Regions from separate parts of the Homo sapiens genome. Here region 2 is linked to region 1. A link is a loop called in an ENCODE intact Hi-C map of the cell type or tissue named here. Cell type or tissue: IMR-90. All regions are shown on one strand.

What was found. Peaks named below come from ENCODE experiments on the same cell type or tissue, not always from the same donor. Only the 100,000 strongest peaks of a DNase experiment are listed, where the experiment ranks them.
Region 2: it touches region 1 in a loop (6-fold over the local background); 17 of 110 quality-filtered maps call a loop at or near these places.

Annotation. Positions count from the first base shown.
Region 1 is chr3:133,927,563-133,932,562 of GRCh38, forward strand. C3orf36 (chromosome 3 putative open reading frame 36) reads right to left here and starts at 2,250. Exons shown (of 1, transcript NR_161373.1): 1 at 583-2,250. RefSeq lists a silencer at 1-408. In IMR-90, CTCF peaks have their summits at 174 (motif pointing left) and 2,982 (motif pointing right); a DNase peak (open chromatin) is centred at 2,989; H3K4me3 peaks cover 411 bases.
Region 2 is chr3:134,195,744-134,200,743 of GRCh38, forward strand. All of the region lies in intron 6 of RYK (receptor like tyrosine kinase), which reads right to left. Among named protein-coding and RNA genes, the nearest start is that of RYK, 53 kb to the right of the region's middle. In IMR-90, a CTCF peak has its summit at 2,108 (motif pointing right); a DNase peak (open chromatin) is centred at 2,098.

The sequences.
Region 1 (5,000 bases):
CGCAGGCCCGAGGGCGCCCCGGCGGGGAAGCGGGCTATCGGAGGCGCGCTGAGCCGGGTGGTGGAGTCCCGCCCGGCTGGCTGTGGGGCCGCGGGGGCGTCCCGTGGGCGGGCTGGGCGTGGCGCCTCCGCGGGTGGCTTCCCCGGGCCGCGGCGGAGGGGCGGCGCCCCCTGGTGGCGGAATGCGACTCCAGGGCGCAAGGGGCCGCCCACCCCGCCTCGCCCACCCGGCGGGGGCCTCCGCGCCTTTTCTGAGAAAGCCAGAGGAAAGGAGCCGAGACCGCAGTCCCCTGGGCCCGTTTCCTCGTCTGTGGAATGGCATGATTATTGCATCTCACAGGGCTGTCGTGAAGATTCAAGGAGCAAATGTATGTAAAGCGCTTCGGATGTCTGGTACATTCTGAGCCTTCAACCCACCTGAGCTGTTGAAACTCTGGGATTCAAGCGATTCGGGTCAAAGAGGAACGGTGTGACACCTGCCTCTGTCCTTTCCAAGGTGGACTCAGGGATTGCATACGTCTCATCCAGAACCCCCAGTCTCTCTTTTGTAAGCTGGCGGTCATGAGATGTAATGAGGAAAAGGTTTAAACAAATGTTGGTCCCTATCTGGGACCTCTGAAGTCACTTTTAATGGATTTGGGGATTTTACAGATTTAAAAAGGGGTGCCTACTGTGGCCCATTTATAGACCTGTGGAGCGAAGAGAAGGAGATTAGTCACACTGGGGGCCGGAGTAGAAGCCGTTTTAAATTAGTTGCCCCGCTCTGCCTTGAGACTGAGACTTTCTGACTCTCAGTTTCACCCTTGGGTTCCAGCACCCAGATGAGAAGAGAGAGAAGGTGGAAGAGGAAGAGAGGGAGGGGATAGAGCAGCGGCCACCACCTCTCCCTGAGAGGGCGCAGAGTGGGTGGTTCCCCCCAGGTGAGCAAGGTGGGGGCCCCGTGGGTGTGCTGGGTAGGGGTGGAGTGTGCTGGGAGCACGCGGGAGGACTGCGCCTCTGCTCCTCGGGGTGTGGCGCGGCCCACTCAGGAGCCCCTTCCAGTGTAGACTCCAGGAGGGTACTCTGAGCTAGGAATGCCTTCCTGAGCGTGGTTGGTGGGGGCTCTAAGGCCATTCCTCCAGGCCCTGAGGGGGCAGAGAGACACGTGAGCACTAACCCAGGAGCCGGGACTAGGCTGAGCCCACTACTCACAGCCTGGGGTAAGCCAGCCTCAAGACCCTCCAGGATGGTCTCAGCCTGCATCCGACTGCCTCTCCTGCCTGACCACTGCGCTCCTTCACAGGCCTCTGGCCGGCGAGTTCTCAAGATGTGCAAAGGTTTCCTGCTTCCTTACCTTTGCACACCTTTGCTTATTCCTTTTGCCCAGAAAGTCTTTCCCAGCACATTTGACTCTCTTGAATTCCAGTCTCTCCCGCATGGCTAGGATCAAGCCCGTTCTCCCATCGCTCATCAAATGAACTCAGAGCATAGTACTTTGCCCTGTGTTAAGGTCTTGTCTTAGCTCTGGATTATATGTCCTTGAAGGGTAGGGACCATGTGTTTGTCACCACCTGTCCTTATACACATCAGGTAGTACATAAATCAAGGGAGGCGTGAGGGACAACTGGAAGGAGCCTCGTTTTCTCCATGTACAGGATGGGACTAGTCATAGTGGCCGCACAGGGCTGTGGGAACTCTGGTGCGATTCTGCCATGAGTCACCCCATCTCCTCCTTGCCTGCAGGGTCTCGCTCCATCAGCTGTCCTCTTGGACCCCGCAGCCTCCCCATCCTGTGGCCTTTTGCCCCAGCAAATCTCTCCTCTCTGAAGCCATCCTTTCCTTGACCCTGCATCTCTCTCAGCCACCACCCCATCTCTGCCTCCTCTGAGCAAAATCGTCTTTCCCACCTCCCCAGCCCTCTGCAGACTGCCTCGGCCTTGCCTGGGCATCATCCCCTCAGCTTCAGGGACCCACAATTGGTGCTTCCTCCATTGGGAAATCTTTCCAGACTGTGCTTCCCAACCCCGACAGCCCCGCAAAGCTGGTTTAAGTGTCCCGGTGAGCAACTGTGTCCACCTAGGTTCACTACCCACAGTAGAGGGTTTTAGTGCTCAACCATATCTGCTCTTTTCTTCTCCTGAGCACACAGAATATTCTGTTCCGCTCTTGCGGCAGCTAGGCTGGGAGCAGAGTGAAGAGCGTTACTTTGGGACAAAGCATTGCTTAGCAGTGCGGGATCTTCCAGGACTTTCTTCCCCTGCCCCATCCATCATGGCAGCTTATAATGAAATGGAGGTACCTCAGGTTCCAAACAGTCTGAGTTACTGAGACACTGGTTGGGGGGGCTCTCAGGCCAATCCTCCAGGCCCTGAGCAGGCAGAGGGGCACTACTGAGCCACTGACCTGAGAGTCACCCAGATCACCACAGGTTCTGTGAGCGAGATACCATCTTTTGTTGTGTCAAGTGACTAAGATTCGAGAGGTTTGTTACCACAGCATAGCCAAGCCTTTCCCCACTGATTTACTGATTAAAGAAGTGTTTTAAATGGGTTAATGGCTTGGTAAACTGTAAAGATCTGTGCACATTTTAGTTATTATTATTGCTGTCAAGTTGTAGCAGGGCTGGAGACATGATGTGGCTGGAGAGTGGAGGAATGGCCAGGGTATGCCATGGAGAAAAACTTCCTCTCATTTATGATTTGCCAAGGGCTTTTCCAGGATCTGTTTCCATATTTAATCTCTGATGAAAGGTTATAATGAATCTGGTGTCTGGTGCTACTGGCAGGAGATGGACCTTTCTTCCAGGTATTTACTTCCTGTGGTTGCGAAAGATAGGATGTATTTCTTCTGGATTTGCTGCAATATAATATTTTAGTATCAATTTGATACTGACTGGCTTCAGCCTCCAGCTTAACTGTATCTCTCCATCTTTGAGAGTGGTTGAATAAAATCACAATATGGCTTTGTTTCTTGAGCAAGAATCTGCTAAGCAGTCACCAGATGGAGCTGTTCCCTTGAAGGTCTGTGTGCAGGATTCTCAGGGCCTTTTCTTCTCAAAACCCTTCCCTCTTTGTCTCTTTTCTCCACAACTCTCTTTAACTCATGGTGCTATAGGGATAAATTGGCCCTGTTTAATGAATAGTTGTGATGTTGTTGCTAGTTGAATAGAAGGTAAGTAAATGAACTGTTACCTGGTTCTTTTGCCTTTGTTACCCACCTTAATGGCCCTCAAGAGATTCCCCCACTTCCCTCCCATGGGCCAGTGAACATCAGTGGGAAAAGAGGGGCCTCCCCACCATTTTAGTCCATGCTGACTCTTCAGAATGACTCAGCTGGGGCAATTGGGCTGGACCAGAGAGAAGTGGACAGCCTGGTTTGAGTCTAGACCTGGCCAGCTATTATCTATGTGAAATTGGCCACAATGGTTGCTTCCTCGGGATCAGATTCCTCACCTTTACATGGGGCATCCATCATGGAGGATCACCCCAAAGGGCTTTGGGCCAAAGGATAATTGATAGAGATACGGTATTTAGTTATCACTGTATTTGCGCTTTTTCCAAGAAGGGTAAAAGAAGGATTGAATAAAAAAGGTTCCTGCACACTCTTCCTTTTCCGGCTTTTTTGTTCAGCCCTTGAGGAGCGGGATTCTGTAGGGAGAGGGAGTGGTGCAGAGGAGTGGGCTTCCTAGGACTGGGGCCGGGAGAGGGCATAGCCGCGAGTGTGCACAGGGAGGTGGGCCTAACCCTGGGGTCTCGGCTTTGTAGGGTTTCCAGGCTCAGGTGAGAAGCAGGGCCATTAAACAGCCTCAAATGGGAAAGGGACCAAAGACCCACAATGGCACCCTTGAATGCGTAGGCATCCAAGGACCTTCAGATGGCTCTAGGAGCCAGACCCAAGCATGGTTGATATTGAATTTCCAGCCAGACAGTAGGATGGGGGGTTTGAAATCAATAACTGATTTAAAGAAATAAGTGATTTTTTTCTTTTTGCACATCCAAGCTTGTGAAGTGAGAATGTCTCTCTCAGTACTGATAAGGGCCTCATATAAATGTGAGCTCTTGGATTGTTTTTCATGCCCATTGACTCTTAGTTGCAGCCATCCAAAAAATCAGATTCACAGGCATCTCTTCACCTTGTTATCCTTCACTCACCTTTGAACATACCAAAGGCCTATCGAGCCTGTAAATTTCTCAGTGGCCTAAGCACAAATGGGCATACCCCAGGCTCTATTGCACTGACAGCCCACCTCACAGGATTTGGGAACTACCCACATCAATCTCATGAGGGGGCCGTTAAAAGAGCCATTCCTGGGTCCCCATTAGACCCACAGAAGTAGACGCTGGGGCTGGGTGGAGGGTGTTGGGAATTTGCATCCTCTGTGAGTGTCACACACTCAAGAAAGTTTGTTAAGCTTTGCTCTAGAAGTGAAATGAAAGTGACACTATTATATTCCCTGCTGACAGCTGAAAAGAAAGATTTTCTTGGGAGTAGTAGTACTGGTTGTGACCATGTGATCAATTTGATTATGATATTAATTCTGTTTTGTGCCATGGACATAGCTGTTTGCGTCCAGCTCCGCTTCTGGATATAAACCCAAGAGCAGTGATGCGGCCTTCTCAGAGCCCAGCAGAACTTCACTGAAGGAATAAGCAGTGTCTGGTACTTGCCTGATACCAGGCTAATGGGTTGACAGTTGCATTACCTCTAATCTCCATGGCCATGGGCCCCTGGGGTCTATGTCATGAGCACTTCCTCTGTTTACAAGATGCAGGTGCCGGCAGGGCGCAGTGGCTCATGCCTGTAATCCCAACACTTTGGGAGGCTGAGGCGGGAGGATCACTTGAGGTCAGGAGTTTGAGACCAGCCTGGCCAACATGGTGAAACCCTGTCTCTACTAAAAGTACAAAAATTAGCCAGGTGTGGTGGCGCAGGCCTGTAATCCCAGTTACTCTGGAGGCTGAGGCAGGAGAATCGCTTGAACCAAGGAGGCAGAGGTTGCAGTGAGCCAAGATTGTGCCACTG
Region 2 (5,000 bases), 270 kb after region 1:
CGACACCAGTATGGCCTACATGGTGAAACCCTGTCTCTACTAAAAGTACAAAATTAGCCGGGCATGGTGACGCGTGCCTGTAGTCCCAGTTACTCGGGAGGCTGATGCAGGAGAATCGCTTGAATCTGGGAGGTGGAGTTTGCAGTGAGTCAAGATTACGCCACTGCACTCCAGCCTGGGCGATAAAGTGACAGTCCATCTCAAAAAAAAAAAAAGTATCAAATTTGGTTCAAGTTTATTTAAACACAATACATTTTGCTTCTTCTACTTCCCCAATCCCTCCCTTTCATCCAACTTCTGGGAAATCTCTAGTACTTGAAACACTACACCATATTCTCTAAATAATACAGGACACCAAGAAGATGATAGGTTCAAATAATTGTAAACCTTGTGTTCAAGATTACTGCAAAGTAATGCTGCTCAAGCATGTAGTTTTGTCTTTTCAGTGGGGAGAAACCTTGTCTCGTGGGTACATTTCGGTCTCACTGCCTTAGTTCTTATAATTTTGCAGCAGTGGAGACGTGAAACATAGAAATTCAGCATGAAGGGTGAAACCAGATAGCAGGATAGGTCTTTCAATGCCTCTCTTAGCTACAGGATCAGCAGTGCCCAATCAAGTCTCCAACTTTCCTTAATATGCAAAATCTTTTAACTGACCACTTCCCACATAATAATTCTGTATTTTCAAAAACTGGTGATTTAAAAAAATACATAATAAAGCTGAGTGCGGTGTGAAGCCTGTAGCTGCAGCTATTTGGAAGGCTGTTAGGCAGATCACTTTAGTCCAGGAGTTTGACGCCAGCCTGGGCAACATAGTGAGACCCTGTCTCTGAAACAAAACACACACACACACACACACACACACACACACACACACACACACACGGCTGCTATGTAATCTATAACATTTATATATGAATGTTTATCAATTTCAAGAGCCCATACACAAATCTGAAAAATGTAAATATATAACATCCAGGCAATGAGGACTGTAAGTCTTTATGTAGCCTTTCTATGGCTAATAATACAATATACTACTATCTGCTATTGTAACCAAACATCTGTAGAAAGTCATAGCAAAAATTAAGATAGAAATGTCCTGCAATAAACATTTGGAGAGCACTTATAATATGCAAACCATTCTGCTCAGCACAACCATAGATCTCAAGATACATGTTTGCCTAATGAAATGCCCCCCCAGCATGCCTTCCCTGAAGATGTCCATCATTTTAGGTTATCTATTAGATTGGTGCAAAAGTAATTGCAAATTGCAGTTTTTGTCATTGCTTTTAATGCTATTGCTTTTAATGACAAAAACTGCAATTACTGCACCAACCTGATACTTCTTCTTGTGATGCTGCAGTTAGCCCTGTTTCTCCAGCAACTCTGCGAAGATACTTTGCAACTCAAAGAGACTATAATAAAGATTCATTAGGCTATCATCTGGTCAGAGTGCTGGAAGAGCTTCTTTGGCTCAACGTTATTACAGAATTGATCTATATGAGTTTATAATGCAGTGGGTATAGGTCAATATAGAAAAGAGATGAAGAGCATAAACCGTGAAGTCAGAACTGCCAGTATCATCGATTACTAGCTGTACGGCCTAGGACAAACTATTTAATCCTCTGGAACCTCAAATTCCCGTGGACAGAGTGTGCATAACACTATCCTCTGATAAGATTGCTAAAACGATTACATGAAAAATAAATAAGTAAAGCATTTATTGCCTAGCCCTCAAACATATCTTTATAAATTATTGTTACTAATTTATAGTATACTACTATAGTTATATTAATTATGTGAATATTATGCATCTCCAGTCGTTAGAGCAAAAAGGGATTACAGGACTCTGTTTTACAGTTGAGTACCACTCAAAAATCAAACCAGATATCAAAGCTGTTAGAAGTCCAGACTTCAATAATGGGGAGGGAAGAGGAGCATTACCATCCTCAAAAGGGGAGGAAATAAATGGGATTAAGATAATCTACCTCACAGGATTTTTGTGAGGCTCAAATTGTATGAGATATGTGAAAGTACTTCTTAAGTATTATCTGCAACCAACATCACTGATGACTAAGTGCACAGACACAGTCTCTCCATTAACTTAACAGTAGGTGGCACTCTTGTGCTACCTCAGAATTTTTGAAAAGACTGTAGGCACACAAAGGCGTTACAGGGACATCTATGTCAATTTTTCATTCCCTCAACAGATATTAAGTGGGTCCCTAAAATAAGCAAAGCACTATGCTAAGTGGTCAGAACGAAATTTTTTTTTGAATCCAAGACTTACTGTTATGATAGAAGCAAGAAGCAATTAGGGACCTACCCCTGACATCCATTAAAGTCAACACCTACATAGCTATATCACAAGAGGTGGAAAATGAGATTAAAATGTATATTTGCTAGCACTTAATAGTTTATAGCCAGTCTAAATAAATTATCAATCTAAATAGATTATCTCATTTGATTTTCAAAAGCAAGTAAAATTATGTATGGAGATACTAACCCTGTCTTAGAATGAAGTCAGAACTTTGGGAAAGATCATAATTTTCCTTCAAAACACTGACAACAATTTGTACTTTTCTATTTTTCTCTGTAACTCCACTTCATCCATTCATTCCACAAATATTTATTAAGTATCTACTACATGTCAGGTACTGTACTGGGTGCTAGAGATACAGCAATGAATGCAACAGACAAAGACTGTGACCCCTACATTCCAGTAAGGATTTTTTTTGTTTAATATCTGTCTCATCCAACCAGACTATAAACTCCACAAAGGCAGGACAAGTGCCTGTTTATTCACCTCTCCTTCCCCAGCACTTATGCCAGTACCTGGCACAATAAGCCGCAAGTGGGCCAGAGTGAGCCCCAGTGACAGCTCAACTAACACTGAGTCAATCAATGAACAGAGAAAACCACGCTTCCCTGGGACAGAAAACATAAACCAGACAGAATGGTCATTTCTGGCACAAACTATTGTGAAAAAAGCAAAGAATGATTGGTAAAACAAAATGGTTTTTTTCCTCCCTCTATTCATTGGTTATTCAACCAAATAGTTACTGAGTATTTTACTATGTGTCAGACAGTTAGGCATTAAATATAAAATCAAAGATTTTAAAGGGAAACTCTGTCACCAGTAATGGCATGGGGGCGGTGGTGGGGATAATGGAAACTGGAAGAGAAAAATTAAGATGCTGCCAGATGACAAGTTCAAGCATCCCACAAAGGAGTAATAAACTTTCCCACAGTCACAAACTAACAGGGAAAGACTACAGTAGAGACACGCTGCAGACCAACCCCTCTGCAGGACTTCAGGGTGAATGTAAAGAGAAGCTCTGCCTATCCAGGACAGACTCATCAGGCGTAACAAAGAGACTGAAAAGATCAATTTGCAGTGTTGAGAGAGGGAAAGCCACACACATGAGCTCCAACTGCCCTGGCATGGGCATATCTCAGGCAGTGTTAATTCTCTGCCTCTAATGAGATCTGTTTATAACAAGCAGTGGCTCCTAAGTGCCTGGAATGGAAGAACACTACCATCCCTTTCTAATGAATTCCACGGAGCCATGGGCTCCATCTAACCTCACCAGACTGTGTGAGGATTAACGGAGTTCATGAATGTAAAGCACAGGGAACAGTGCCTGGCACACAGCAAGTGTTTTATACAATGACAATAGTGGATTATTAACACATAGCTATTACAACACTGAGTCCCGCCTGCTCTGCCCTGCTCCTAGAAGAGCAATCCTGAAAAAGTTATTTAATCTCTTCAAGCCTATTTCTAGGTGGCTGTGTTAAGATAATACATATAAAGTACCTGGGGTACAGTACTGGTAAACAGAAAACACTCAATAAATGGTAATCCCAGTGGCCCCTATGCAGAGAGAGAAGCAGCAGATGTCTCTTAAATGCTGTTGGATAACTGGATGTGAGCTTTCTGGTCACCACTGTTAGCTTGCCTGGCAGGTAATAAATAATTGTTAATAGGACAGGAAAGGGCAGAAGAACTTTGTCCATCACTACTAGTGAGAGGTGAAGCTGGCTGGGCTTCTGGGTCGGGTGGGGACTTGGACAACTTTTCTGTCTAGCTAAAGGATTGTAAATGCACCAAACGGCACTCTGTGTCTAGCTAAAGGTTTGTAAACGCACCAATCAGTGGTCTGTGTCTAGCTAATCAGGTAGGGGACTTTGAGAACTTTTCTGTCTAGCTAAAGGTTTGTAAACGCACCAATCAGCACTCTGTAAAAACAGACCAATCAGCACTCTGTAAAACGGACCAATCACCACTCTGTAAAATGGGCCAATCAGCTCTCTGTAAAATGGACCAATCAGCAGGATGTGGGTGGGGCCAAATAAGGGAAAAAAAGCAGGCCACCCAAGCCAGCAGCGGCAACCTGCTTGGGTCCCCTTCCACGCTGTGGAAGCTTTGTTCTTTCGCTCTTCACAATAAATCTTGCTGCTGCTCACTCTTTGGGTCCGCACTACCTTTATGAGCTGTAACACTGCGAAGGTCTGCAGCTTCACTCCTAAAGCCAGTGAGACCACGAACCCACCAGGAGGAACGAACCACTCCGGATGCACCACCTTTAAGAGCTATAACACTCACTGCGAAGGTCTGCGGCTTCACTCCTGAAGTCAGTGAGACCATGAACCCACCAGAAGGGAAGAAACTCCGGACACATCTGAACATCTGAAGGAACAAACTCCAGACACACCATCTTTAAGAACTGTAACACTCACCGCGAGAGTCCGCGGCTTCATTCTTGAAGTCAGCAAGACCAAGAACCCACCAGAAGGAACCAATTCTGGACATACTAGCATATTGCAACTTTATTAAAAACTTCATAAAATGCCATTTACTATACGTAGGGCTCTGTTTTAAGAGCTTACTGTATTTCATTAAAACCTCACAACATACCTACTAGGTGTGTATTTCTGCTTTACAGAGGAGAACTGAGACACACATAGGCTATATAACTTAATCCATGTAGCCCATA